2 separate regions of the Homo sapiens genome follow, and region 1 is linked to region 2. Evidence: chromatin loops called from intact Hi-C (ENCODE). Cell type or tissue: Panc1. All regions are shown on one strand. Links, peaks and the distances in the headings refer to the core of each region. The heading gives the core; the rest is flanking DNA. Region 1 overlaps BTBD9 (BTB domain containing 9). Region 2 overlaps BTBD9 (BTB domain containing 9).

What was found. A loop is a pair of places that touch in the nucleus more often than their neighbours do. Peaks named below come from ENCODE experiments on the same cell type or tissue, not always from the same donor. Only the 100,000 strongest peaks of a DNase experiment are listed, where the experiment ranks them.
Region 1: a loop joins it to region 2, with 5 times the contacts of the local background. A loop is called at or near these places in 11 of 110 quality-filtered maps.

The regions. Positions count from the first base shown.
Region 1 is chr6:38,175,603-38,190,244 of GRCh38, forward strand. The region is part of intron 10 of BTBD9 (BTB domain containing 9); the gene reads right to left. It overlaps LOC124901315 (a long non-coding RNA gene), which reads left to right. Exons shown (of 2, transcript XR_007059571.1): 1 at 1-475; 2 at 1,714-13,890. Among named protein-coding and RNA genes, the nearest start is that of BTBD9-AS1, 300 kb to the right of the region's middle. In Panc1, for the core only: no CTCF peak of the experiment used is centred there; a DNase peak (open chromatin) is centred at 4,379.
Region 2 is chr6:38,485,951-38,502,015 of GRCh38, forward strand. All of the region lies in intron 6 of BTBD9 (BTB domain containing 9), which reads right to left. Among named protein-coding and RNA genes, the nearest start is that of BTBD9-AS1, 12 kb to the left of the region's middle. In Panc1, for the core only: CTCF peaks have their summits at 6,303, 8,200 (motif pointing left) and 8,409; a DNase peak (open chromatin) is centred at 8,191; H3K27ac peaks cover 482 bases.

The sequences.
Region 1 (14,642 bases), core at 1-8,000, 310 kb before region 2:
CAGGTCCACAGATAACGTCCACCATCTGTGTGGCATCTGCGTGGGTTGTCTCTGGGTATTCTGGTTTTCTCCCGCGTCCCAAAGCTGTGCACTTGAGGTTCATTGGTGTGTCTGCAGGGTCCCAGTCTGAGTGCATGTGAATGTGTGTGAGCGTGCCCTGCAATGGCATGGTGTCCTGTCCTGAGCTGGTTCCTGATGCATAGTTCTCCTGGCCCTGCAATGGTTGAGCACAGACCCTGCTAAGCAGCCGTGCTGGGGAGTGGACTTCAACCTCATGTGGCTCCAGCCAGCCTGGAACAAACGCCCCCAATGTGTAGAAGCCAGCCACCTGGCCGACAGTCACCCTCTAGGAGCTAAGAAGAGTTTGCATACCTGACAGCAGGTCAGCCTGGAAGCACCATGAACTCTGTGCCAACACCGTGCCAGCACTGTGCAGACAGGGCACAGCACCGAGCTCAGCGCCCCGCAAGCAAGGGTAAGCCATGGCCCTGACCTGGAGAGTAGACAACGTGCTTCGGGGGGTCCTGACATGCATGTGTGAGCTGTGGGGTGCAGGAGAGAAGGGCGGGGTGGGGGCTGTCGTTGCCACTGCACGAGCATGTGTGCACATACATACACACGGCCTTCTACCGTAGAATCAAGTTCACAGAGACAAATGTAGTATCAACTGCAGAATTATATTGAAAATATAAATTCCACGCTTACCTCCCTGCATCACTGTTTTTTCCATATTCCCACTTCAATTCATTTATTGACCACTGTTTTAAATTTCACATTTTCTCATATGAAGACTGAGACCGTGTCTTCCTGGTGTGTCCACTCTGTTTTGGGAGCTGCCATTTTCTCTTAGAGGGAGCTGATTTCTCTCCTTATAGGGCAGGGGCTCAGGCACGGTCCTCGCCTCCTGCAGACCCCTCACTGCCTCACGGCTGAAGCTGTCCCCACTTAGCCTATGTCTCCCTCCTTTTCCTTTCTTTCCTTCCTTCCTTTTTTATAAAATCTCCTTCTGTGGGTCCATCTGCAGGGCTTACCAGTCAACAACTGGAGGGGCTAGGTCCTAGGGGAAGGCCTTATGTGGAGATCTGAACACTATTTGGGCCATCAGCTCTGCCCTGGGCTAGGCCAGGGGAATCTGAGAATCATCCTCTAGGTGACAACCATTAATCCACTCCTTCATCAGCTTCACAATCTTGCAGCTCTTCAGTAACAACACCGCCCTGGGCATGTCGGCCACTCATGGGTCACTTGCCTTATAAGTGTTCCTTCTTCCACACCCAGGGATAGGTGAGGTCAGGCTCTGCGGGGCCAGGACACGCCTTGAGAGTGCAGTCCCGGTCCTCAACACCCCCCCCACTAAAGCTTCTCATAACCCAGCAAATACGCCTTCTCTTTTGCAGTATGACCCAGAGCCATATTCTGTTCCCACGCCCACACGCAGGACTTTTCAGGACAGGCTGTGTTTTACTGCTCCTTCCCCCTGCTGACACAGGAGCTCTTTATCCGGCCCCACCATGTTCTTTAATTGGTTATTTGTGTAATCCCTGCTCTCCCTGCTCGGTCAATATCTCCGGAGGCCGCTCCCCAGAGCCTCAGGCTGACACTAATCCTGGAATTGACTTACGTTTGTCCTACTCCTTATTACCTTTTCTCAAGCTCACTCCTCTGGTATTGAATGGTTTTTCTCTCCTTTTGCTCTTGCAACGTTCTCTACAGTCCTGTTAATTTCCAGGCCAGCTCTTCCCCCACCGGCCCCGCAAGCCTTCAGGGTGCCTCCCGCTCCGTGGCCCACCCCGCTGCCTGCCTCCTTCTACTGATCTGTCAGCTCCGATCTGACTCAAGGACCAAGGCTTAGTCGTCCTTCTACCTGCTCGGGTTCTTGCACAAGAATAAACAAATCGATAAAAACCCTGGATTGAGAGATAAAGTTAAAAAAGACCTCAGAGTGGCCTGGTGCTGCGGCTTGCTCTTCACAGCCGGCCTCTCACTGGAGGAGGGATCAGGGCGGGTCTCTGCTCCGCACTGCGCTGGTAAGAGCCTGGGAAGAGATGCTGTCTGTGGTGAGCACGTGATAGACATTCCACGACCCGACCTGTCGGTGCCCTGGTTCTCATTGTTTCTTCTCATTTCCAGCTGCATTTATCTCTTGTCTAACTTGGGCAGTGTTAAGGGCACAACTGTGTTTAGCCCATTAGCCAATTTGTTTTCAGATAATAATGCAAATGGCTGTTACTCCCAACACACCTAACAAGACTGACAGCCAATCTCAACTGCTTCTGTGTTTTCCTATGGATATTTCTTCTAAAGAACTCCTAACTATCTCTCTCCCTGATGCCACAGAGCTCACGGCAGGCCCTGCCATCAAGTTAGGGGACCCTGGAAGCCCCTGGAAGCCCTAGGCCGTAACTGCCTGACTGAGCTCCCTGTGGCTCTGCAAGGAACTGGGGCCATCTCAGAGCTGCGTCCCAGTCTGTGGCCCCAGAATCCCAACTAAATGAAGTGCAGTCTCCCTGAGCATCTCCACCAAGCCACGCAGGTGCTGCCAGATTCAAAGGCAATACACAGGCAGGAGTGAGTTACCTGTATTAAATCACAAACTGTGTGGCGAAGATTCTAAGTGGAAAAGAGTGTTTTTACAAATGGATAGGCGGGTGAAGACACAGAACCTGCCATGGGTGGGGGTGGGCAAGCTACAGGTGACAGGTGGGGAGGGAACAGCCTCTGCACACCAACAGAGACAGGATGAACATCACATATGCAGCAGACACGGCCAGAGGATGACGCTGCACACGTGAGCAGGGTCAGGAGGTACACACGTACCACAAGCATGAAGCACCTCCTACGTGCCTGACTGGGCGAGGTCCCAGCTGCCCTCAGAGGGTGTACGGTCCAGTGAGGCCAGCAGACACATAAGCCAGGGAGAAGGAGCCCCAGGGCATAGAGGAGTGGGACCCAGCCAGGCAGGCGGTCAGGGAAGGCTTCCTGGGGGAGGAGACATCTGAGGTGAGTCTGGAAGGAAGAGGCAGCCAAGCTAGAGAGGATGGAGGAGGGGGGGACTTGGTGTGGAAGAAAAACAGGAAGAACTACACAGGTTCTCAAGCCAAAGGGTGGCAACAGAGCAAGGAGGGCCTGGGAGCAGCAGGGTGTGGGGGGGAGGGGTGGGGCAGAGGCCACACCCAATGGGACAGGGCGAGGGCCTGGCCTTAAGCTGGGCAGGGATCCTGATACTCTTGGACAAAGGAGGCTATTTATTTATTTATTTATTTATTTATGAGACAGAGTCTCGCTCTGTCGCCAGGCTGGGGTGCAGGGGGGCTATCTCAGCTCACTGCAACCTCCGCCTCCCAGGTTCAAGCGATTCTCCTGCCTCAGCCTCCTAAGTAGCTGAGACTACAGGCACGTGCCACCACACCCAGCTAATTTTTGTGTTTTTAGTAGAGATGGGGTTTCACCATGTTGGCCAGGATGGTCTTGATCTCTTGACCTCATGATCCGCCCACCTCAGCCTCCCAAAGAGCTGGGATTACAGGCGTGAGCTACCATGCCCAGCCTACGAGACTCTTTAAAAACTAATATTTCTTAAACTAAAAAAGTTATTTAAAAAGGAATATACATTTGTGGTGACAAATTCAAATAACAAGTATTTTAAAAATCTAGATGACAACAAACCTTTAAACCTTGGAATCCCCTGATTTAGCAATTTGGAATCAATAGGCAGGAGTCATTTTCAAATCAAGAAAGATCAGAATTTGGTAACAGACTGGATGAGACTGATAAAGGAGAGCGCCCACAATGACTCTCAGGGTTCCCTGGAAGGGACGGGGGCGGGCATACTGCGGTGCTACAGAAGGTGGCAGCAGCAGGTCCCAGGGCTCCAGTTACAGCAGCTCAGACCTGCACTCATGCCAAGGACTCTCACAGACCCTTTCCCTGCAATGATTTCACTGAGTGCAGACTCCAGCAGGTGCGCCCACAGCGCAGCTCCTGCCCTCAGGACCTCTCAGGCAGTTGGGGGCAGAGGCACCTCTGTGCAGGGGCCTGTGTTCACTCTTCTGCAAATGGCGAGTGGCAGGCTGGGAATGAACCTCAGGGCTGTGCCTTCCTTAAGCCTGGACTGTTCCACTGTATCAACATACCTGCCTCACACAAACAATTCTACCAGCACGGGATCAGTAATATTTCATACATCAGAGGTGTGTGAGAAACTAATTTTGCCTGGAAGAGGGGTCAGGGCAGGCTACAGAGAGGAAGGTGTGCACAGGTGAGGCCTTGAGGGGTTGGGAGGCAGGGAGGGGAGCTGCTTTCCAGGCAAAGGGAACGAGGAGAAGATTTCCACATAAAGATCTGGGCCTTGGCACCTCACTCCTGGCAGCCTGTCTGTAATTCACTCTGGTCACCCCTCTGTGGAGCAGTGTGCCTGCCTCAGTCATCTCTGTTGATGATTTAAGCCTAGCAGCCTTCAGCCAAATGTGGCAACTGTGTAAGCCAATACCCAGCTAGCTCCTGGACCACTCGGATGCCCATCAACATGTACGAGGCTGGGGTTACTTCTCCTGGGATCCCAGAAATCCTCAGATTTGCACGCAATGCAAATGGGCATTCGGGGGGGCCTGTGGGTGGTCCCGATTCTGTTCTTGGGAGCGGGAGTGAAAAGCAAGCCTGTCGTGGGGAAACTGGCACCTTCACTGGTGGCCACGCTGCTGGGGCTGGGCGTGAAGCTGCCTCCGGCCCTTGGAGAGGAGTGTGAGGGAAGGGAGGCGGCAGTGCTTTTTATACACAGGAGCTGGAGGAGGGTGATGGCAGCTTGGAGGAAGTCATCACTGCCATGGTAGGGGGGAAATCTGGAAATATTGGGCATGTGGCCCTCCCCTTCCCACCGTAACCCCAAGCTCCTCAGCCCACTTCTTTCCACCAGGCACCTTTGGGCTTCCCTCTAGGTGGAACAGCCAAGTCCTGAGTCTCTTTGCTCAGAAGCTCAAGTGATTCAATTTCTTTTCTCCAAACTTTCCCAAGACTGCAATACCTCTTGGAAAGGACGTGACCAAATGTGGCTGAGACACACTGGGCAGAGCCGCACTACTCATTTATGCAAAACCATTACTCTGGCCGCCGCATCAGTCTCCCTTCCCCTTTTCAGCAATCATGTATCCCATTAGCCTGTTTGATTGCCGCTGCTCACAAAGGGGCGCCTTCGCTGAACCGTCTTCAATGGCCTCTGGATCTCTCCCCTGAGAGAAGCCGGCTAATTTGGAATGTGGTCGTGTGTATGAATCCGACACAGCCTCAGTCACAATCGGGTGTCCTTTTCTGTAGCTGCTGTTTATGATCACTTTGCCTTGCCTCTCTGGGAGCCATAATTCACCACATACTGGAGATAGGCTGGGTGTTCTTTTCCCCGTGAATCCTGGACAGGATGTACACAAATGTGCTAGCCCCTTCTTGGTGACCAGGCTAATTCCTCAGTGGCTTGGTGGCTGCTGCCTCTCATTAGAGGGATTCCCTAAGCACTATTTGCTTGACAAATTTTCAAGGTTTTTAAAAGCAGAAGCCTTTGCTAATTTTCCCAAGTTGGCCTAAGAGTCCACTGTGAACTGCAGCAGAAATTGGGGAAATTTAATAAATGTTGATCAATGACTCTGCCTTGCTTTCCTGGTTCCTCCTGAATAATTTCCACAGACTGCTTTCATGCCAACCAATACAAATAGGATTTCTGATCCAAGTTTTCAACTTACAAATACAAGTTGACAAATCTTTATAAAATAGATATCTACCTCTTGATGTCTGTCCATAAGTCAGATGCAAAGCCATGACTTCTAACTTACACTCCCCTAAAGATCCCCTATTTCCCTTTCACAGTGGCTGATGTGGTGGCATCACACACCCACCCAGCGTTCAGTGACATAACAGATCCTGACGATGGTCACCATTAACATCTCTCTTATGCTCGCCTCAGAGCAGAAGGTAACAGTCCATCTACAGACTGCAGAGATGTTTTGTTTTTGTTCTTTAAAAATGAAGACGAGTGCCTCCAACAAAATATCCCTTTTGATAAACCTTGGTTTTTTATGTGCATCTGAACAGCCCAACACATTGTTTTCAGTTAGGGGCCGGGCATGGTGGCTCACACCTTATAATCACAGCACTTTGGGAGGCTGAGAGAGGCGGATCACTTGAGGTCAAGAGTTCGAGACCAGCCCGGCCGACGTGTCAAAACCTGGTCTCTACTAAAAATACAAAAATTAGCCAGGTGTGGTGGCAGATGCCTGTAATCCCAGCTGCTCGGGAGGCTAAGACAGGAGAATTGCTTGAACGTGGGAGGCGGAAGTTGCAGTGAGCCGAGATCGCGCCACTGCACTCCAGCCGGGAGACAGAGCGAGACTCTGTCTCAAAGACAAACAAACAAACAAACACAACAAAAAACAAAACTAGGAATTACTTCATAGGGAGACATTTCCAAATTGCGAGCAACAAATTTTCAGTATTGCTTAGGGTGATAGGATACCCAAATATTTTTGCACTAAGTATGGAGGTAAGTTTCTGGGTGACAATGCTTATGTACGGCAACAGCTTTTAAAAAAACTTTACAATATCATTTTCTCATATTCACATAGGCCAGGATATCCACAGATAATTGGAACTCTGATGCTTGGAAGGTTCTGGAAGAAGAGGCTTTCCAATCCCTATCACCCCAGGCAGCCCTGGAATTCCTGCCCTGTTTTTTATGTGTGTACACTCCAGAGTTCCAGGGAGAGAGTTACTTTCTTGTCTTAATGGATTCGGCTATAGAGTGGTAGAGGTATCTTTTAGTTATTTTTTTGAAAAACTAAGAAACAAAAAAAGGGAAGTGTTCTTGTTCGCAGGCTTCTGGGATGCCTGAATCTCCCCACCTGATAGATGTGGCCTCACCAGGGCCCCCTTCCCACACCAGACAGGCACCAAGAGAGCCTAGCCATGGCCCTGCTCTCCCCACAGGGCTGGCCCATGTGTCTCCAGCTGCCTGGGCGGTTCTTCACTTTGTGTGACCAGGCTCCGCATGTACCTTCTGTCTCAAAGGGCTCCAGCTGCGTCGAGGCTTCCAGCATCACCCCTCACTGCTGGCACAGCAATGGGACACATCTGAGGGGACCCTCACAAGCTGCTGTCTCCATGCGTCTCACTGCTGGGAGGCTCCTGGGTACTCATCTGCCCAGGTCTGGGGTCACTTTCTCCCAGGCCAGTTGAGGATGGAGAATTATTGTTGCTCCAATATGACAGGTCTAAGGATTGTGCAGTGTCTGAAACAACCATATGTGCTCAATGTTGTCCTGCTTTTCCTCTCTTTTTTTCCAATAAAATCTTTCATAACAAACATTTAAATATAAAGAAGCCCACAAAAGGTCTTCTTTTTTTTTTTTTTCTGAGACAGAGTCTTGCTCTGTCGCCCAGGCTGGAGTGCAGTGGCACGATCTCGGCTCACTGCAAGCTCCGCCTCCCGGGTTCATGCCATTCTCCTGCCTCAGCCTCCTGAGTAGCTGGGACTACAGGCGCCCGCCACCACACCTGGCTAATTTTTTAATTCTTTTAGTAGAGATGGGGTTTCACCGTGTTAGCCAGGATGGTCTCGATCTGACCTCGTGATCTGCCCGCCTCGGCCTCCCAAAGTGCTGGGATTACAGGTGTGAGCCACCGCGCCCGGCCTAAAAGGTCTTCTTTTATAATTATGAAACAAACTAAATATTTTTCTGCCTTTTTTCCTGTCTCACTGGGAAGGAAGCTTTAAGATCTAGTTCACTCTCCTTATTTCAAAGGCAAGTGTCCTGAGAGGCAGGGAGGTAAAATGACACTGGGGCCACACAGCTGGCTGGAGGTGAAGCTGGCACCAGTGCCGAGGCCCCCTCCCTTCCTTCCACTCACTGCTCGCTCCCCTCAGTGCATCCTCTGCCTCCCTGCCTGCCCAGTGCTGGTTCATGGAACCAGCTTCTAGAGCCTCCACACCCCTTTCTTCTTAGCCTGGCTCTTCTGAGGCACCTGGCTTTGATCATTATCTGCAGGTATAATCCTTAAATCCAAGTTTTTGTTTGGATGGCTCAGCTTTCACTGCCTCTCCCCCAGCCTATATTTTTGTGCAACCGAATGCTTCCAGACTCTCTCATAACCATCAGAGCTCTGCCATTCTCCAAGGGCATGGCAGTCACAGCCTTGATGCCATCTTCAGTTATTCCTTCATCTGGCTTCAGGCTGTCACAAGTGATTCCTGAGAGCTCATTCCCTTTGGAATCCCACACCAACGCTCTGGCCCATGGTCTGATTTATGGAGGGGTTACTGTGTGCCAGGCACTGGGCTGGGTGCTGAGGACACAAAGATGCTACAACACAGTCTCTGCTCTCAAGAACTGCAGTGTGGTGGGGAGCCAGTCAGAACCTCCTGCTTTTGAAGTTTCCATGAATGTAATCCTAGTATACGTATTCTTTGGTGTCTGGCTTCTGTCCTTCAACACGCCGTTATGTTCATCCACCCACAGTCCCTGCAGCCTGTTGTATGAGATGCTGTGTTTGCTTACCCATCCTCTGTGGATGGACGCTCGTGGTATCCCGTTGGGTTCAGGATGAACAAGGCTGCGGTGACAGCATCCTCACTCTTGCCTCCTAAACTGGTACAATGCAGATTCACAGGTACCAGGCTGCCCGCTGGGCTTGACTATCCCGGCTGTCCCTGCACTGCCTCCTCTCTGGCCCAGTACCTCGCATGCACCATACAGGGCCTCCGTGCTGCCATCTGAAACCTAAGTTTGTTTCCATTATTTCTATTCCCAAGCAGGTTTTCTTTGTGGGCATCCATTTCCAGTTGCTGGAACATGAAGCCCCTGGAGGGCCAGGTTCCCTCCCACACAGAAGTGGAGTCTGAAGGCTGGAACTGGTGCTCTCTGCAGACCAGGAGCTTTTGCAAGGAGAGGGCTGCCTCTCCATTTGCTCTCTCTGTGCTCTGCCACAGAGCACAGAGAGCGCCCACTGGGGGTTCTGGCCCTGGGGCCAGCATGTGACTGCTTTGAGGTGCTTCTGGGCTGAGACGATGGTCCTCTGGAGGATGCTGCCGGGGAAATCCTCGGGGGGCCAGAGAGAGTGGAATCAGACCTGGGGCAGGGGGACCTCGGAAATAATTATCACCATGCCAGGAAGGAGCACTTGTTTCATTTTTTTCTTTAAGAGTCTGTTTCCCTGTTTTGTTTTTTTCCATTAGAGCCACATGTTGCTATGGGAACGAGGGTGGCATGGGAGCCCAGAGCCACTCACTGGTCTGACCGAAGCCAGTAAATAAATTCTGCCTCACTCCAGGCCCTGAGCCGAGTGGTCCTGGAGGGCAGCTCAAGTAGCCACTTGCAGACTTTCTGTCCTGCTGCTGTCGGCCCATGCAGATGCTCCTCTGACACGCTCGTGGGCTGATCACTCTCCTTGGAATAAGGAGCGGTGAGCCTGCAGAGTGCTCTGCACCCTCCCACCCTCCCAGGTCCTCTAAGACATAAACTCATTCATGGCTCCCAAACTCCAAGGGCCAGGATCACTCGATCCGTTTTACAGATCAGGACTCACCCTCCTCCTTCAGGGCTGGCTGCTGTTTTCATTCACTGATGTCTCTACCATCAATCAGGTACAGCCATTTGAAATCTCACCCAGAGTTAAGGGGCTTTTTAATGGGGATTCATTTCTACCAGGTGGTGAAGCTGCCATCCCCTTAAGGAAGGGTCCTGCCTCAGTTTCTCCCCAAGATCTAGCACAAACTGGTGTACACAGCATGCTCAGAGCCACCTGCTTATCAATGCCTGACTCATAGAGTTCTGGGCCAGGGTGCAGCTGGGCTCATTTTGCACATTGCCGTCTATTATGCCTTTGTGGGAGACGCAGTGGCCTCGATGTTACAGCCAGACTGCCTGGATTCACATTCTGATTCTGCCACTCAAGACTGGGTTGATCTCGTACAAATTAGTTAACGTCTCTCAGCCTCGGTTGCCTCTAAACTTTTTACTGCCAAAACTGTATGCTATAAGGCACAGTTTTCCCATAGAAATACCATGTGGGACAAGAAACAGTGGTGCCTCCCCCTCACTGAGGAAACCCCAATTCTGGCTCAGATAAGATTTGTCCCCTTGCTTTCTTTTTCTTAGCAGTTTTACCACTTGTGTATGCATGAATGTTGTAGTAAAGCTTTGCCTGCTTTTGAAGTTTCCATGAATGTAATCCTAGTATACGTATTCTTTGGTGTCTCGCTTCTGTCCTTCAACACGCTGTTATGTTCATCCACCTACAGTCCCTGCAGCCCGTTGTATGAGATGCTGTGCTTTGCTTACCCATCCTCTGTGGATGGACGCTCATGGTGTCCCGTTGGGTACAGGATGAACAAGGCTGCGGTGACAGCATCCTCACTCCTGCCTCCTAAACTGGTACAAGAGCTTCGTTGGAGAATACAGATAGGAGTGGAAGTGAATGCTCAGCCATAGGGTGAATGTGTGCATATGCTCCTTTAGGACAAAACACCAAACTCTTCTCCAGAGTGACAGGGTCAGTCCATCTGCCCACAGCACTGGAGGAGAACTGCCCACTGCTCCACAATTTTGCCAACACTTAGTATTGAGTTTCCTCATCTTTAAAATGAGGATGAGAGTGGAACCTACTTCATATATGAGGATTAAATCATGTAATAAATATAAAGGGCTGGAAGATAACCTGGCACACAGTAAGTGCTCAGCAAATACTAGCTACTATTATTGTAATTAATAATAATGATGATTATTATAAGGGTCCTAAGCTAGGAGATGCTGAGATATCTGGTGCACATACTTTTCCATTTACAAATGTTTCTGGTTTAAGAAAATCCTCCATATGACTATAGAAACTCTGTATTGGAATGCCACGGCCTCTTGATAATGAAAAGTTGGTTTACTACATCTTTTCCTTTATTGCTTTCTTTGACTGACTGACTGGGAGAGGGAGAGATGGGTGTACAGATGAGATCACTCACCCATTCATTCAGTTAACAGGTCCTCTATGCTTACACATGCCAGGCACCACGCTAGGTGCCAGGGATACAAAGATGAATATGACACAGCCTCTCTCCTCACTATATAAATTCAGTAAGTAAAATGGAACCTGAGAGCTGCCTAAAGCCTGTCAATACCATCCTCAGTTTCTGCTATTGACTTGGTAAAAGCTTTCATGTAGGTTCTTGTGAGCAGAAACCCTGTCTTTCTGAATACATTGCAGAGAATTTCCTTTTCCTACAGTCCTTTTTAACCCTCAAGACTGCTTGTGGGCCCCTGAGCTCCCAGCGTACTGAAAAAAATCACTCCAGAACTTTCAAACCCACGTTTTTATAAAAGCCATAAAAAGAAACAGGCGTAGCTTCTGTTTCTTGAACATCACTGCCTGATTTTCATGGGTGCACAGACTTGATCTTATTTACTCCCAGCCGGGTTTATTTAAGGATGTAGGCATGTGCCTTTGCTATTTGCTCAGATAATTAGTAACATGAAATGGAAGGGTTTCTGGGAGACCCCGCACATCAGAACCAGTGTGGCTCTGAGCACAGTCTTGGGGGCTGAAACTAAAGACTCCCTCGACGTTTGTTAACGTTGTTGACAAGGCCCAGTTTATTTTAGACGTGAGAAACTTAGAAGAGGAGCAGTGTCTGTCTCCCCAGTGGCTCAGAGTTGATTAGCATTGAAGGCAGGTGAACGACCACACAGGAATGACCATGAACTTGCTAAGCTGGCAGCCGAGACCACCTTAAAGTGACTGAGGAAATGGTCAAGAAGGACCTCCTTGGCCACAGGCAGTGGGGACAATCAGATGCATGGAAACAATGGAAGCGGAGGGTGGATGTGCTGAAAGACACACCGACATCTGTCTGCCATCTAGTGCTGAGCATGGGAGGAAGACAAAGGAGTCGGGGGAAGCGTTTGAGGGTAAAGAAAAAGCCACACGTGAGCACTGGGCCAAGCACAGGGGAGCTTCCAGAGCCAGGCGAGCAGGGAGCAGAGGACGACAGAAGCACACAGTGGGGGGGAGTGAAAGTGGAGTGTGCTGAGGAGTTCAGATAAATGATAAGGATGATGCTGAGTACACAAGGAACAGGGGTCACAGAAGGAAGTGGTGGAGTCTTTAACAGGTAAGCATTGGGGGAATTTACTGACAGAAGTCATAAACATAGCTAAAAAATTAAATGAATTCGTTGCTGCGGTGCTCACAAAGGAAGATGAGAGACAGATGCCAGCAGCAGACGTACACTTCCCAGAGGAGAGGGATGGAATGCCGCAGGAAATCAGAAGCGTGCCAGAGCAGGTGATCAAGAAATCTACACTCTCAGACTGCCGAGGCCACTGTCACCTGAGAGCTGGACGGATCGGAGGGAAGCGGGGAAAATTAGCATGCAGCAGACGGAGACTGAGCCTTTGGATGCAGGAAGACCTGGCCGACTGGAGCAAGACAGATGCACACCTACAGCAGGCAAGAAATCCCAGTCCGCCTTAGCTCAGTCAGGCCAGCCTGGGGGGCCTGCTTCCACGCACTGCCTGCTGTCCGCCTTCTCCTATTCCAGCAGCTGCCGGGGGTGTTTGGAGTTCGGGGCAGTTTCCATGGTCCCTGTTGCAGAGCTATCAACCCACTGAGCTCCTGCCTCCAAGAATGACTTCAGGTCTCTCTAAACAGCCAGCTGCTCTGCTAGCTGCTACTTACACACTGTCCAGGCCACTTCCCAACTTTTGCCAAACTGCCCAGCCACCATCTTCTCTTGAATGCTCTTCCATAGGAGCCTCCATGCTGCGCTTCCCCACCAGTCCCTGCTCTGCCCGCCTCTCTCTTGATGGGGAAGCACCTGCAGAAGACAGGCCTACCTGGGCCATTCGGCAAAGCGTGTGTTCACGCAGATTTCCCTTTATTGTACACACACAGACAGACCTTTCCATGCCATAGACCAAATCCATCGATAGTTTTTGAAGCTAGCACAAAGTCTCTGGGTTCACAAACACTGAGTAGCTAAAGGGAAACAGAGTGTTTCTCTGGCTCTGACTAAAACGAAGGCCACTGTTATGGACTGATGCTTGTGTCCCTCCCAAATTCCTCTTTGGAAGCCCTAATCCCTAATGGAATGGGATTAGAAGTGGGGTCTTTGGGAAATGATCAGGTTCAGCGGAGGTCATGAAGGTGAAACCCCCGTGATGGGATTGGTGTCCTTATAGGAAATGAGACTGAGCGCTCATGCCTGCGCCCTCTGTCACTGTCTCTCGCGAAGTGCACACACCAAAGAAGGCCGTCTGAGGACAGAACCCAGAAGACGGCCCTCACCAAGAACCAGAGCCTGCTGGCACCCTGACCTCAGACTCCCAGCCTCTGGGACTGTGAGAAATCAATGTGTTACTTTAGCCAACAGAATAGCCAGCTGAGACAGCTGCTGATGTTACTTAGCAAACAAGCAGGGACAGACAGAGGAAACCCTGCATCCTCTGCCCTCCAGGCCACGCTCCATAGTGAGAGAGGTACCCTGACCCCTGTTTTTGATGGCACAGTTCTGGCTCCCATGGGACTGTGAATCAGGGTGGTGCTGCACTCTCATCTCCAGCCTCCTGTCCTATGCTGCGGCCCTCCCCAGCTCCACGAAGTGCTCTTGTCCATGCGGTCATATCCTCTAGAGCTGTCTCTCCCAGGAATCCTGCCTGACCCAAGTCATCCTCCTTCCCTGATGTGACCCCGTCCCTCACGCCTCTGAACTCTGCCATACTGGCTTACACATATTTCCATTGTTCTCTAAGATAGGTGTTACAACATTTTTCAAATAATGTCCCAGAACCCAGTATGCTGCAGTAAAGAACATTCTCTGAGGGTTTGCTGTATTCTTGATGCCCAATAAAGTTCAGCTTTATTGTACATTTTTTGTTTTTTGAGTCAGGGTCTCACTCTGCTGCCCAGGGCTGGAGTGCAGTGGCATAATCATAGCTCACTGCAGCCTCGAACTCCTAGGCCCAAGCGATCCTCCTGCCTCAGCCTCCTGGGTAACTGGGACTATAGGTGCACACCACCGTGTCTGCTAATTGGTTTTCTTTCTTTCTTTTTTTTTTTTCTTATTGAGATGGAGCCTTGTTCTGTTGCCGAGGCTGGAGTGCAGTGGCACAATCTTGGCTCACTGCAACCTCGGCCTCCTGGGTTTAAGCAATCGTCTTGCCTCAGCCTCCCATGTAGCTGGGATTACAGGCACATACCACCATGTCCAGCTAATTTTTGTATTTTTAGCACAGACGGGGTTTTACCATGTTAGCCAGGCTGGTCCCAAACTTCTGACCTCAAGTGATCCACCTGCCTTGGCCTTCCAAAGTGCTGGAATTACAGGCGTGAGCCACCAGGCCCAGCCTTTTTTTTTTTTTTTTTAAGTAGAGACAAGGTCTCACTATGTTTCCCATGTTGGTCTTGAACTCCTGGGCTCAAGCGAACCTGTGGCCTCAGCCTCCCAAAGTGTTGGGATTACAGGCGTGAGCCAATGCACCTGGCTTATTGTGCCTTTTTTTGTTCTCTGAGAATGAGATCCTGTTCATTATTTATTTTATGACTTAAGATGATTCCTGGCCCAGCGTGGTGGCTCATGCCTGTAATCCTAGCACTCTGGAAGGCTGAGGCAGGTGGAT
Region 2 (16,065 bases), core at 3,862-11,861:
CAATGATCTTAGCTAGGTCTTCTGGGTAACTTGCTGCAGCTTCTACACAAGCAGCTGCTGCTTCTTCTTGCATTTTTATGTTATGGAGATGGCTTCTGTTCTTCATCTTATGAATCAACCTCTGCTAGCTCCAAGATGAATCAACCTCTGCTAGCTCTAAGCTTTTGTTTTGCACCTTCCGCACCTCTCTCAGCCTTCACAGAATTGAAGAGTTAGGGCCTTGCTCCGAATCAGGCTTTGGCTTTAGGGAATGTTGTGGCTGGTTTGGTCTTCTATCCATACCCACTCAAACTTTCTCCATATCAGCAATGGCTGCTTTGCTTTCTTATCATTCCTGTGTTCACTGGAGTGCTTGGACTTTCCTTCAAGAACTTTTCCTTTGCATTCACAACTTGGCAAACTGTCTTAAGAGGCTTAGCTTTCAGCCTATCTCAGCTTTCAACATGCCTTCTTCACTAAGCTTAATCATTTCTAGCTTTTGATTTAAAGTGAGAGAGATGTGGCTCTTCCTTTCACTTCAACACTTAAAGAGACTACTGTAGGGTTATTAACTGGCCTAATTTCAATATTGTATCTCAGGGAATAGGGAGATTGGAGGACAGGGAGAGATGGGGGAACAACCAGTCAGTGGAGCAGTCAGAATACACACATTTATCTATTAAATTCTGTCTTCTATGGGTGTGGTTTGTGATGTTCCAAAACAATTACAATAGTAACATCAAAAATCATCGATTACAGATCACTACAATAGATATAATAATAATGAAAAGTTTTGAAATATTGTGAGAATTACCAAAATGTGACATAGGCACACAAGTAAGCACATGCTGCTGGAAAAATAGGGCCAAAACACTTGTTGAACACGGAGTTGCCATAACCTTCAGTTGGTAAAAACAAAACAAAATACCACAGTATCTGCAAAGTGTAACAAAAAGGGGTATGCTTGTAGCACTATTCTCATTTTAACTTGAAATGGTCAGATAGTTGGTAAATGACCAAGCTGGGACTGAATTCGGTCCATTTAACTCTAAAATCTGTGCTTAACACTTATGTTTACAAGAGAGAGTTGAGATGGGCCCTGCTGAGAGCATGAGAGTTAACTACTTGAATCTGTACCCAAATCTAGGATTCTAACATATTTTCAGGAACAGCACAAAGGACACAATATAAAGAACAATTTAAAATAGTCCTGTGTAAGGTAGATTCCATCTTTGAGCTTTTGGTTATAAAGACATTTGAAGAACTAGACAAAATTATGTGCTTGTGGTTATCCATTATATAAATTATCTCCTGTCATTCTGAAGGATTATTTTATTTATAATCTGAAGACCTACCTTAGGAGGGGGTGGGCTGGGTGTGGTAGCTCATGCCTGTAATCCCAGCACTTTGGGAGACCGAGGAGGGCAGATCACTTGAATTCAGGAGTTCAAGACAAGCTTGAGCAATGTGGGGAAACCCCAGCTCTACAAAAAATACAAAAATTAGCTGGGCATGGTGGCACATGCCTGTAATCCCAGCGACTCTGAAGGCTGAGGTGGGAGGATCACCTGAGTCCAGGGAGGTCGAGGCTGCAGTGAGCTGAGATCACGCCACTGCATTCCAGCCTGGGTGACAGAGCGAGAGAGACAGAGAGAGAGTCAGCGAGAGAGAGAGAGAGAGAGAGAGAGAGAGAGAAGGAAGGAAAGAAAGAGGAAAGGAAAGGAAAGGAGGAAAAGAGAAGAAAAGAGAAGAAAGGAAAAGAAAAGAAAAGAAAAAAGAAAGGTGGAGGGGAATCGAGTTTGCAAGTATCACCAGGTATGACTAAAACAATTTCTTGCTCCTTTAAGGTTTTGAACAGAGATCAGCAAACTATGGCCTGCGAGCCAAAAATAAATTTTATATTTTTAAAGTATTGTTTAGAAAAAGAATAATTTGTAACAGAGACTTTATGTTGCCCACAAGGCCTGAAATTTTTATTATCTGGTCCTTTACCAAAAACATTTGTTGACCTCTGCTCTAGATCTTAAAAATGGGTGCACAAAGTATGAAATAGGTGTAATAGAGAATAAAGTCCCTAGTTAGAAAAAGCAATTCCCTAAAGGTTGTTTTTTTTGAGACAAGGGATCAAGCCATCCTCCCACTTCGGCCTCCCAAGTAGCTGGGACTACAGGTGCATGCCATCACCTCTGGCTAATTTTTAAATTTTTTGTAGAGACAGTGTCTTGCTGTGTTGCTGGTCTTAACCTCCTGGCTTCAAGCTATCCTCCCACTTCGGCCCCCCAAAAGTGTAAGCCACCATGCCCAGCCCCTACAGGTTTAAGTGTCCAAGGGATTTTTTTTTTAATATCAACAACAAAGATTCCCAGAGTCAGATTTTCAAATGGATCTAGCCTCCCAACTTAGCATCAATGAGATGATATTAGGGGACAAAAAAAGAAAAAGAAGATGCTGAGAAGCTTGGGGAAGAATCAGAATTATCCAGGTTTAGAGCTGCAAGGAACCGTATAGAAACTATGGACCAACGTTCTCTAGCTCCGTAAATGAAGAAACACCCAGGGACGAGGCAGTGACTTCAGGCTGCGATGTGTCGGCATAGCACAGTCCTGTCTCCGGGCTCCTAGGCCACGTCTATTCTCACTGTGCCATGAGGCCTTTACCTTATTACAGAGACATGCTCTGCAAACCAAGGTGTGGTGGACAGCTTTTTAAAACGTCAGACGAAAACCAGCAGCTCTGCAAAGAATGTGTGATCTGAAGGTGAAGTCTCAACCCATTTTGTTAAGAAAAATTAATGTTTCTTTTTTTATAATGCTTTTTTGAATTTCAAAAGTGGTACACATTCATTATAGAATTTTCATTAAGAAAATTATTTTTCAATAAGGAAATTCAAAAAAAGAGAATAATTATTCATAATCTCTCCATCCAATAATAAAATATTTTCAACATTTTATTATTTCCTTGCAACTTTTTTTTTTTTTTTTGAGACAGAATCTCACTCTGTCATCATCCAGGCTGGAGTACAGTGGCATGATCAGGGCTCACTGTAGCCTCGACCTCCCAGGCTCACGGGATCCTCCTGCTTCAGCTTCCCAAGTAGCTGGGACTACAGGCATGCTTCACTATGCTTGGTTAATTTTTGTATGTTTTGTAGAGATAGGGTTTCACCATGTTGTCCAGGCTGGTCTTGAATTCCTGGGCTCAAGTGATCCACCTGCCTTGGCTTCCTGAAGTGATGGGATTATAGGCGTGAACAACTGTGCCTGGCCCTTACAGCTTTTTTAAAAATGCAGATACACATATGCCATTTGAAAAATTAGAATATTCCCAGAAGTTTGAGACCAGCCTGGGAAACATAGCAAGACCCCATCTCTACAAAAAAATTTAAAAATTAGTTGAGCATGGTGGCACATGCCTGTAGCCCCAGCTACTAGGGAAGCTCAGGTGGGAGGATCACTTGAGCCCAGGAGTTCAAAGTTGCAATAAGCTATGATTGTGCCACTGCACTCCAGCCTGGGTGACAAGAGTGAGAAGACCCTGTCTCAAAAATAAATAAATAAGTAAATAATTACAGTATTTTTTTTCACTTAATGTCAGCATTTTTGTGTCACGTAAATTTTCCTAAAACCTTTTAACATTATACAATTCCATTGTGTGTATGTATAATAATTTCTGTAACTTCTAGGACGGACCAGCTTATAGAAAGAATGTTTTACCTCGCCCTCACCAACAGTGATTATGAGCATTATTCAAAATATTTTTCCATTTGATAAGCATGAAATGGTTTCTCTTTGTTTCACACTGACGTTGATCCTTTCTTCACATGGCATTTATTTATATGCCATCTTTTGTGAATTGTCTATTCCCAATGTCACACGTCCTATTCCCATTTTTCTTCTGAGGTATTCATCTTCTTTTTGATGATAAGAGCCAAACAGAAAAGATTTTAACCTTTTCTTCTATCACAAATATTGTATGTTTCCCACTTTTCCATTTGCCTTTTAATTTTGTCTTTTTAATTTGTTGTTGTTTTAATCTTGAAATGTAGCATTTCCAGCTAGTCAAATCCTCTGCATTTGTCCTTTGTAATGCCATATAAGGGATGATCTACCGAAGCTGGCTAATGACCTATTAGTTTCTAAAAAGCAGCCAGTGTAAGTCCCCCAAATCTGCACAGCCTGCAGAGGTTCCACTCAGTGTTGGCCAGATGGAAGGAATGTGGAGTAGAAACGCTACCAGATGGACTATGAGTCAGGAGGCCCAGATGCTTGTCCTGGGTTTGCTGCTTGCTTGCTGCAAGTCCTTAGGCAAATCTCCCATTCTCTCTGGGTACCATAACCCTCTGTCAACAAAATGAAAGGTATGGACACTACACTCTCAAAAGACACATCCATTTCTTTTTTCTTTTTTTTGAGACAGAGTTTTGCTCTGTTGCCCAGGCTGGAGTGCAGTGGCGCAATCTCGGCTCACTGCAACCTCCGCCTCCCAGGTTCAAGAGATTCTCCTGCCTCAGTCTCCCGAGTAGCTGGGATTACAGGTGTGCACCACCAGGCCTGGCTAATTTTTGTATTTTTAGTAGAGACCAGGTTTCCCACGTTGGCCAGGCTGATCTCGAACTCCTGACCTCAGGTGATCCACCCGCCTCAGCCTCCCAAAGTGCTGGGATTACAGGTGTGAGTCACTGTGCCCGGCCGACACATCCAGTTCTAATGCTCATTCTTATTTGACATGTGAAAGAAGGGAAGTCAGTGCTAGATGTTCCAGGCTAGTCAGAATCCACAACCCCAGAGAGACCTGTCAGTGAGAAGAGGGAAGAAGGTGAGAGATGGTAAAAACGAATGTCTGACAGGAGAAAACTTGCAGCCCTTTTGACATGTGGCTTATAGAATTTATTTCAAGTAAATCAGCATGATCTGGAAAGTCAAAGGCAGCAGAGAACCAAAACTGAAAAAGGGCTTACTTCTAGTGCATAGATTTTTCCCAGAAAAGGCACCAGGTAATCTGACTGTGACTTCCTCTAAGCCAGTTGGGGGATTATAAATGTTGGATATGGGCATAAAAGCCAGAATAAAAAGATCCAAAAGGGATGTGGATGACAAAAGTGGTACAAGTTTTGATGTAAAAGGGAAAAGCTGTTCATGAGGGTCATCATGTTGAGAGAGATCTCTTTGAGGGCTGGTATAGATCAGATCATAAAAACAAAAGGGACAAAAGACAACGAAACTCAAGCATAGGAGAAGAAATGGTCTCAAGACAGTTTGGCAGGTTTGTAGTACAGATGAAAGTGATGTCCTCTGTCCCGTGGAAATACCCGCAAACACAATATCGTGAAATAAGAATATGTGCTTTGAAGTATTAAGGTGCTGGCAAGAAAGGCAAGGTGTTAGTTACATAATAGTGGCATTGTGTTGTGGGTGCCACCAACAAAGCCCTGAGTCCAGGTGACACAGGGTCATGAGAAATCACATTAATGAGCTAAAGTCCTTACCTACCATTGCTAACTAACTAGTATTTTATTTATGTGTATTTAACAATTATTTTTTCTTGCATAAATTAAGTAATAACACCTGTTTTCTTCACTTTATTGCTACTTTAGTAGTTATTTATCCTTTCCATTTTATTTTAGCACTGATTAAAACATAAAATGTCTTTAGGAAATGTTATGTCCTAATTTATGGTTTATTTTAATCTTAGCAGTCAAACACTGATGACATTGCATCTCTTTAAAAAATTAGCCTATTATCACACACCAATAAATACATTCTTTAAAAAAAAAATCTCATTCTCAAATGAGAAGAAACCACAAAGCAATGAGGCAATGAAGGAAGAAAAACAAATCCTGAGTCTTTCACCTGGCCCAACAGGGTGTATTAAGAGTAATTATGGAGTGTATTAAGAATCATTAAAGTAATATTTCCTTGGGTTTCTGTGATGAAGGATGGCTCATCTGTTCACTTCCAATACTTAATTTTTTCAAGCTTGCTGTCTTTCATGTAAATAAAAAGGAAAGAGTAACTTTCCTTTTCCAAAAAACACAGAAGGGCAAAAACTACACTACAAATAGCTTTTACCCTCAGGCTCAAAGTTCTCAATAAATTAAATCTCCATTATTGTTTACTCTGTTGTGGATACAACTGAAAAAAGATTAACCGGGTCCCACTTTAGAGATGAGAAAATGGGCCCACAGAAACAGCCTAAATCAATCTATAATACACAAAGAAACAAAGGCCAGCCTTTCCATCCAAAGGCCTCTCCTGGGATCTCGGTTCACAGTCTCCATTCAGGGTTCAACAGCACCCCTTCAGGACTGCACCCTAAGTTTTTAAAGGAGGGAGATGTGCAGGAAGGAACACTGACCAGGAGCAGGTAACTGAAGCTCAGCCCTAGCTTTAGCCCATGCTATTTCTATGATCTTGGGAAAGTAATTTTCATCTTCCTATGGCCCCATTTCCTTCAATATAAAATGGAGATAATATTTACACCTACTGCCTCAGTGTTTATAAAGTTCAAATGGAGGAAAGGGCTCTTTTCAAAATACAGGCCACCTGTGTTATTTATGAATTTAAAATAGAAGAATAAAGCAACTAAAATAATGATTTTTAAACTTACATCATCCTCTCATTCATGAATTTCATAAACTCATCTCCTTAAAGTGCTACATGGCATACATGTAAGAATAAACATAATTTTTTATTTCAATTATTTGTTTTAATCAACTAAGAGAACTATTTTGTGTGTATGTATAATATTGACATTTTATGGTAAGGAAAATTATAATGTGGCACAAATAGCATATCAATTCTTTTCTTAAAGTGTTGATAAACCAAAAAACTGTCAATATGCTAATAATAAAGTTGCATTTTGCTCTAAATTAAATGTACACTTTCGATTTAAGATTTTATTCACAAAATAAACAGTACCACTGCATAAAAAAATTACATGATGATATAAAATACTATGTGAAGGAGTTGGCAAATTATGTTTATAGCTGTTCTTTAAACCTAGACAATTCTAATCTAGAATTCGATCTAAAAATAAGATACTTCTGCATTTTTAACCCTTAAAAAATTGTCCATTCAATACTACTCATTAAAGCAAAAAAGAAAAAAATTTTTCAACTTACATACAAAAATTCCATGAGTTTTAAAATAATAAGAAAGTGTGCTATAACCTACCGATTACTTTGAATAAAGGATATTTATCAACAATTACACTGGGTAAAAACGTTCCTTTCTCTGAAACCCTGGAGGAGCAATGTTTAATGAGAAAGAATTATTTATGCCTACAAACACAGAACTGTAATAGGTAGTTTTAATGTAACACATCACAGCAGTAGATGCAGGCGGCCAGAAACGTGTTACCTGGTTTTGACTTATACCCAATTTCCAAGACCAGACTAAGACTTTGTAAACAGCAGGGGCTTTTAGTTTTGTTTTTCCTTATTATTGATAGTGGATGGCAACAATATTTGTGCTGACGGGGTCTTTGGGAGGAATACTGAGGTTCTCCCTTTTCCTGAGGAAAATGAGGTCTCACTCATCTCCTATTTGCCAGGACTAGTGATCTCAGCACATGCTTTGTTCTTTTTTCTCTCTGTTTAAGTGCTGGTAGTAATTTAGTGATTTCAATCATTGCTACATTCATTTTGGAATAATAAAGTGATGTTAGGAGATTCCTGTCATTGCGAAGACAGGTTTTAGGAGGAAAAGGATCTATAGTTAGTCAGTTTTGCTACCAAGAGTAGCCTTTGGTACACTGAAATCAAATTAACTACAAAAACATCAGGGATACGTGTGGGGATGGAGCTAGCTGTGGGGAGATGAGCACTGAACCCAAACCAGTCTGGGCCAGAGGAAAACTCTACAGTCTCATCATGCAACAAAACAGGGAAATTGGTTTTAGCGTTTTTAACTTTAATTAGTCACATTAATTAATGCTAAAAACCAATGTTAACAGTATATTATTTTCATCTAGTTAAATAAAGGATTACACACATTTGAGTAAATTACACAGCATTAAACATTTCGATAACTTGAAATGAAGCCATTACTGTCATTCAAACAAGTTTCCACAGCTAAAGGCTGAATGTTAAGTATGAACTGATTTGGCATTACAAGAATATAAATCCTTTATCTTTTTACTGAGAAGAAAAAATGAAGAGATTCGATGACTTCTGACTTGAATAAGTGGTTTGCAGTAGCACAGCGCCCTCCAGTGGCCAAATTTCAAAATGCAGTTTCAAAGGACAAAGTTCAGTAGCAAATCTTTTCATGTTGAATGGTGTTAAGCTGGTAACATTAGCTCCTTTTTCTTTTCTCTTTTAATATAATTGTTTATCTCAGCACATATTTTCAATATCAAACCATTTTTCTATTGCCAAATTTCCCTCACCAAATTAAAATTCTTCTATTCAAATCTGATTTGTTTTCCCTCAGAAATATTCTGAAAAGTAAAAAAGAAATCAAAGCGAAACAAAACAAACCTAATGTGGACACAGACAACTGCAATGAGAGGGAATTCTCTATACGCCTCAGATAATGGCGAATGCCAGCACTAGAGTAGTAGTAATGAATTCTTAAGTGTTAAAATCCAAACTCCAGAGTAAGATTATACAAATTATGGAACTCTATTTTGCCTGATATACATCATGATGAGTACATATGGTGAGTTCAAAGTTGTAAGCATATCTTTTACTCATTTTTTCTATATGTGAACATTTCTGTTTTTAAATAACAGTATAAAAGATTTCACTGTATGCACATTCTTTCACTATTACAACTCCTATTAAAATGGATCCAAATATTTTTCTGTGGAAGTAGGAAAAGATAACCCTTTGGTTACCTTTGCAGATTACCAGAAAAGCTCCCTTAGGCCAATCTAAAATACTCCTATTCTTGAAAAGACATTGATTTCTCACAATGAAAAGAGATCATAATTCCACTTTTAATAACTACTGCCATAGAGTAAACACTTATAATATTCTTGGTCTGCCAAATAAATACTGCAAGGCATCTGGGGGCATACAAGCATTGCCCCGGATCCTATACCAAATAGTTACTAGGTAGCATGAGGGAGTTTGCTATCAAAAGGATAATAATAACTAGCTATTTTTTCCCTTTTCTGCCTACCCAAAGAATAGAAAAGTTTAAGCATGTTTTAAAGAATCATACCTTTCACCGAAACCGACAAAGCAACTCTATATAATGTCAAGAACAATGGCTGTGGCCTTGCATCTTGTTTCCACCGCTACAGATCAAAACAGGCAAATAACATCTCTGTGTTTCGTTTCTTCATCTATGAAATGAAGATAATTGTTCCCATCTCATGGGAATGTGGTGAGGATTCATTGTAATGATGCAAATGAAATAACTAAGCCTGACTGCCTGAAACTCACACGGGAGATCTTCAAAGAATGTTAGTTCTCTTCTCCATCTATTCTTACCAACAAAAGAATGCAGAAGACCTATTTTCACCAGAAGGAGGACTGGAACCAGAGTTAGCAGGTATGGAGTCACATGGGTGAATCAATAAAACCCACTCAAAATTTCATCTATGAAAAACCTGTCCTTCTTTATTATACATTAGAAGACCCAAAGATGGTTCTGGAAGCAAACACACTGAATTCTGGAAAGGGGAGGAAAAGGAACAGAATTGGCATTTGTTATGTGCTTCATGTGCTACTGGTTGCACCCAGCTTTTCTATACATAATCGTATTACTTAAGGCACCACAGAACTCTATACAGCAGTTAGAACTGTGATGGAACCAGTGAGGCTGGCTTCCTCTTATCCAAGTATGACTGGAGGACAGGGCTCAAATGACCGTGCAGGTGCATCTGGGCGGGGGGGCGGGGGTATAACAATGAAGAGGAGGTGCAATAACAGCCCCGTGGGGATGATGACAGACAGAATATGCTCATGAATAAGAATGTCTTACTTATCCCATCTTAATTACTTTCTTCTGTCTCTTTCTTCATGTTTAAGTATTAAGAGCAGTGAGGTGGTAAGAAATGGTATGGGAGTCATATCAGAATCCTTTGGAGAGAAGAGATGGGCACATGTGTCATCTAAAAAAGCATTTTCAAAATTATAATAAAATACACAACATTTGCAAAGCAGGCTTTCTGCCCGTTGTGACCGTGAAAACAAAGCAGCTGAAGAGGCCTGATGTGAAAGTGACCTCCTCTGTGCTCTGTCACTGGCAAGAACAGGAAAAACACTTGGGGCAAGCAAGCCAGCCCCACTTTCACACATGACTCACACGACTGAAGGAAAGAAAGGGCATCCTTCTCAGGCTGTCACTGCCTTCTTTTATTACAATTCTTACTTTTTATAATATTTTAAATAATATTAAAGGAGATGTAAGATTTGTAAGTTTATCAAAGAGACATGAGTTTTTAAATGTTGAGAAACACATTTTTCTAAAGATGCAAATCAGCCAGGCGCAGTGGTTCACACCTGTAACCATAGTACTTTGGGAGGCTGAGGTGAGAGGGCTGCTTGAGCCCAGGAGTTCAAGACCAGCCTGAGTAACACAGGGAGACTCTGTCACTACAAAAAAAAAATTAAATTAAATTAGCTGGGCACGGTGGCACACACATGTAGTCCCAACCACTCAGGAGGCTGGGGCAGGAGGACTGCTTTAGCCCAGGAGGTTGAGGCTGCAGCAGGACATGATCACACCACTGCACTGCACTGCAGCCTGGGTGACAGAGCAAGACCCTGTCTCTTAAAAAAAAAAAAAAAAAGAGAGAGAGAGATGGAAATCAGCTTCAGGAAAATGAGAGGGTAAAGGGAAAAAGGACTCAATGGACAATTTTAAAAATTCGGGCTTTTGGCTAATGGTCATTCCAATTAAAATGCAAATGAATGAGGCTTCTAGCTTTTGCCAGCTTGCCAAGTACCCTATGACTTACTAGTGGCAACAGCCATCATGCCTTCCCTTGCTACGTTAGTGTCTAAAACAATGCCCTAAAAGCTTAAGAGAGCTGGTGGCAGACAGCAAAGTAGCCAGGGCCTAGCCACATGCTCTCACCAAGATCCACCCTGAAGGTGAAAACTTTCAAGCAGGGAAGCAAAGGTACCAGCATGCCCCCTTATCAACATGGGAAATACCTTTTTCTCAAAAGACAAATGCCACAATACAGAACTATGACCATCTAGCAAGCAAATGACAGATGGGTCTAGACACATAAGGTAAAGGACAAAATTGGTTTTGGTGACTCTCTGAATATTCATGGAATCTATAAAAGTCCAATTCTTTTAGGATGCAGTCTGTTAGAAATGAATATGCAACTGTACCAAATAAAAACAGTGTATTTCTCAAAATGCACACAGGGAGGGGACTTTTCCCACCTCCCACTGCTGTCACAGGCAGTTGCTGTATACGATCTAGTATTATCTGAACTGTATATTGATTTGTGATTTATATTCTCTAATGTAGGTCCCAAGGATACACTTTTTTTCCCCAAACTGTACTTCCTCTGGAATTTCACACATCACAAAAGATGCAACATTCAGTAAGATGTTTCCTAACCATAGCATTAGAACGGGCTAGCTCTTCAAAATGATCAGGTTTCCCGGACCCTACACATGGCAGCAGTATGGAGTCCCTTTTTGCAAATTTACCAGTTCATGATATGGAAAGAAAGAGAACGAGAAAGGCAGTGAAGGGGAGGAAAGGAGAGAGCAGAAAAGATGAAAGGGAGGAAAAGAAAACTGAGAAGAATAAAGTATTCAGCAAGAAGGAACTGATGTCAAAAAGGATGACTACTTACAACTAGACCTATTAACAATAAAAACCATTGTATGGTAGAGGATTTCCAAACCTTGTTGCTACAAAACTCCAACTACTGAGCAACCATTACAGCAAGCAAAGGCTTCAGAGCTGGCTATTCTCTCAAGTCCCAGGCAGAACCGAAGGTATTATTTTAAGTCTTAATTAAGCAAGCTAGGCTACAGTCAAACTGCAAGCAACCCACTGAGGTAGCAACAGCTAGGTTTATAGAAAGAGGTATTTAATAAGAATAATGTGTGTTAGGCATGCTGAAAAATGGATTTAAGGCTGAGATGCCCCTTGGTCTCAATACTGTTATGTTTGAATCTTGTTGGCTTTATGGAAACAATAACTATAAAGTGTCTTTCACATTAATAAGAATTTCCAGCACAACCAACATCCAAGTGATTCCCAACAAATTATCAGACACAGAAATCTGATCATTTACAAAAGTGGTTTACTGTACAAATTCAGCTGCCTGACGCACCTGTCTATAATATCTAAAACCAAATCCAACCTATCCCAGTTTTTCCACAACTAGGTTGTTCCAGGACTGGTGAGGTATCAAGGATGAGTCACAACACCAGAGCTGGACTCTGCCATCCACACTCCATGTTCATGGGCAAGAGAATGCTAAGCATATTTCTTCACAGACTGTACTAAACAGTTCTACATCACATAAGCTAAATTTCTTTCATTATTTAGAGACACATATATTTCAAAATTTGTATGGTTCTATCTTTTTCTATCTAGTACTAAAAAAAAAAAAAAAAAACAAGGCAAGAAGTAACCCAGAAAAGGATGTAAGAGGAATACTAGCTTTTAAATGCCTTGGCTCAGAAGTGTCCTGTATCCCTTCCACTCATAGCTCGTTGGCCTGGGCAAGTCACAAAGCCCAAATCCAATAGCAACAAAGGCTGGGCAACATAAGGGGACACATGAAACCTGTGGTGAGCACCACTATTTCTACACACCATCCAATTTCAAAATTATTTGATTCTAAAACCCAAGAAGCCCCGGACCACTCCTCCTGTAAGCGTCACTATCCACACCAAGGATGTGTGTACCCTCTACTTTGGTAACCCCCCACGCCCCACCCCAGTTGATACTGAGGCAGACCTCAGTTCTGTGTTGATTTTCTCACAAAATTACATTCAAAACAAATGGAGCCCTAAAGATATAAATTCCACAGAACAAAGACCTGTACAATCAAGTTAAATCCCCACACATTTTTATCCACATCAATTATGTGTCATTTAAAAGAAAGAAGCCATAGTAATGAATGATCTAACATAACTGGAGTCTAAACAATGCCTGTCAGCAACTGCGAGAGGTTCATCTTTTATAGTTGGTCTTTTGCTGAGCCTATTTTCGTCCGCTTTCTTATTTTCTCTTTAATTTTGCTAAGTGAACACTATTTTGACAGGAGGTTAAGCAATACACCAAAAAAAAAAACAGAGAAAAAATATTAACAAATTAAGCACTTTTGTCTCATCCTCCTCAGCACACTGCCAAGTATTGCCCATTGTACACTGCAGTCTCAGAAAACACTGCTCACAGGGACCGCCCGCTCTGCATTCAGCACACAAATCACTCTGTGATCACATGCATTTCTCTTTATTTTTAAAATCTCCTCATTGTTGCCCATGGCACTTGAACACTATTATTACTAATCCAGCTACTCCTAATAATAGTATTTAAGTAACTTGTCATCTTGGGAACTTTATAGACAATAGCTAATTAATTGTCAAGCATTTAATGTAACAGGATTCTAATCTCCAACCTCTGAAGCAGGGTATTTATTTGTTATAATGGTAAAACTTCTGTTTAAATTGCTTATTTATGCAATATATATTCTCTATCATCTCAATTCTAATTTTTATATCTGCTTTGTAAGTAAAATAAAGAATCCCATGCAGAAAGACACAGACAGTACACTTCACAAACAGTAATGAATCTCTTGTGACTTCTTTTATTCACACTACAATAGATTCTATATTACCATGCAGAGAAAAACAAAACAAAACACCATAGATTATTTCCCTCGTTTGCTCACAGTATTCTGATAGCAACAAGAACTTGAAGGTGCAGCATGCTGTCTTAGGACTGTGAGTAAATACGATATTCTGTTGACATCTTGTTCCTGCTTTCAAACAACCAGGTATGTTACATATGAACTGTCAGAGCGCTGAATAAGTTTTCCTGTCTAAATGTGCCCACATTCTTTTCAGAGACGTCATCTTAAGCTGAGCTCCGTATCTTAGTTGAATACTGCAGTTAACAATTTCTTAACTTGCAATAGTCATTTCAAATCAATATTTAAAAGGTATAATCATTACTACTTGTCTGCTAACCTTCCCCTCACACACACCATGCATACTTTCCATGTGGCAATGGAAATGGTCTGAATCCAGCAGAAAATAGAAAGGTGTCAAAGAAAGAGAGATAGAATCTCTTTCTCAGGCCCTTAATGAGGTCTCCAGAGCCAAAGGCAAACCAATAACAAATTGTATTTTCCACATATTGGGGGATGGAGGGGGGAGGAAAAGGCAGCAGAGGGGTGGTAGTAGGGGGGACCTGGAGCTTGTCATCTGAAATTAATTGAATTTAGCCATGCCAAGAAAACACTGGTAATAAACCCTCCCCATCTAAATTAAGGGTTTTATACCATGAAAAAAAATAAAAATTTACGGCAGTAATTTCATCTGGGTTTTTCAAAAAGTGCTTGCTGATTTTCTTGTACTCAGTAGAAAAATCCCCAAGGAGCAATGCAGACTGCAATAAGGCAGACTTCTAAAAAGATACCATTTAATTTCTCACTCCTCCCTTTGCACTATTACACACTTCCACTTTTCTCTAACTCAGTATTAACTCTCTCAACACAATTCTCTTCCATTAACTCTGAGCAACATCTTACAGGGCAGGTGAGAGTGCCTGATCTGCAAATGCCTATCCATTGCTCTTAGCAAGATAAGGACAAGTCAAGAAAACCAGAAGCCCCGGAAGCGCATGCATGAATTCTTTATGATACCTGGCCATCTTAATTGAAGGCATCAAAAGTCTTAAAGGCTTAAAAATAACCCCAAAACAAATCCATCACTCAATGTCTTTAATGCCAGTGACAAGAACAGATGAGTGAATTCAGTTCCCAACTTGTGGGTCATAGGCGACATGGCAGGTACAGAGGCCAAGCACAGATATATCTGCAAAGGTTCTGCAGATCTCCATGGGTACAAAGCACTGGCTGAAGACCAAATGTTTAATGTATACAATATAGAGTATTCATTTTCTAATGAATTTTCTATCTAATGTCCATAGATATTGCTGTGATGAATAAAACAGAAATTTATTAAAACGAGAACAAAATTCACAGTTGCTTTTTGTTCACTTTCTCAATGGATGCTGTAAGTTAAAAAGTTAACTTACAGTTCTAAAAATTTTTTTAGGCCAAAATGAGCCTTCACATTGAAGAAGACAGAGAACACCTGACGCGAGTGTTAGTGCAGGTTGAGTATCCCTGATCCAAGCATCCAAGATCCTCCAGAATCTGACTTTTTTGAGTGCCAACATGATGAGCAAAGAAAATGCTCATTGGAGCATTTCAGATTTCAGGTTTTCGGATTAGGAATGCTCAACCAGTAGGTATAATACAAATATTCCAAAATCAAAAAAAGTTCAAAATCCTTAACACTTCTGGTCCCAAGCATTTCAGATAAGGGACACTCAACCTGTATCTTCAGTGCTTTCCACTTGGGCACATAGTAAACACTCAATACTTGTTGATCATAGATGTGAGTACATTTTTCTTGGCCCCTTTTTGCATCTAGTTTTTCTTTCACTGCAGTCCCTGCCAATTTACATCACCAATCCCATCCCTTGGTGTATAAGAGAGCAACAGTTCTCAAAATGTAGTCTGGGGACTCCTGGGAGTCCCTGAGACCCTTCTGGGAGGTCTGTGAGATCAAAACTTCTGAATTCAGAGAAGTTATTTACCTCCCATGTCTGTGCACTTGAGCTTTCCACAGGCTCCATCACCTGTTCTGTCACAACAGATTGAATGAGAAATGGAGAATCCAGCAGTCTTCTCTTTATTATGCCAGACATTAAGATTTGCAAGGCTACTCTCTCCATTAAATTAATTTTTAAATAGTTATTTTTCATCAAAAATGATATCTATATTGACATGTAATGGGTTTACTGTTGTATTTTTAAGACAACAAATAAATATTGACATATCCTGCATAAACAAAAGCTCTTTGGGGTCCTCAACAATTTTTAAGAGAATAAAGGGCTCCTGGGAACAAAAGTTTGAGAA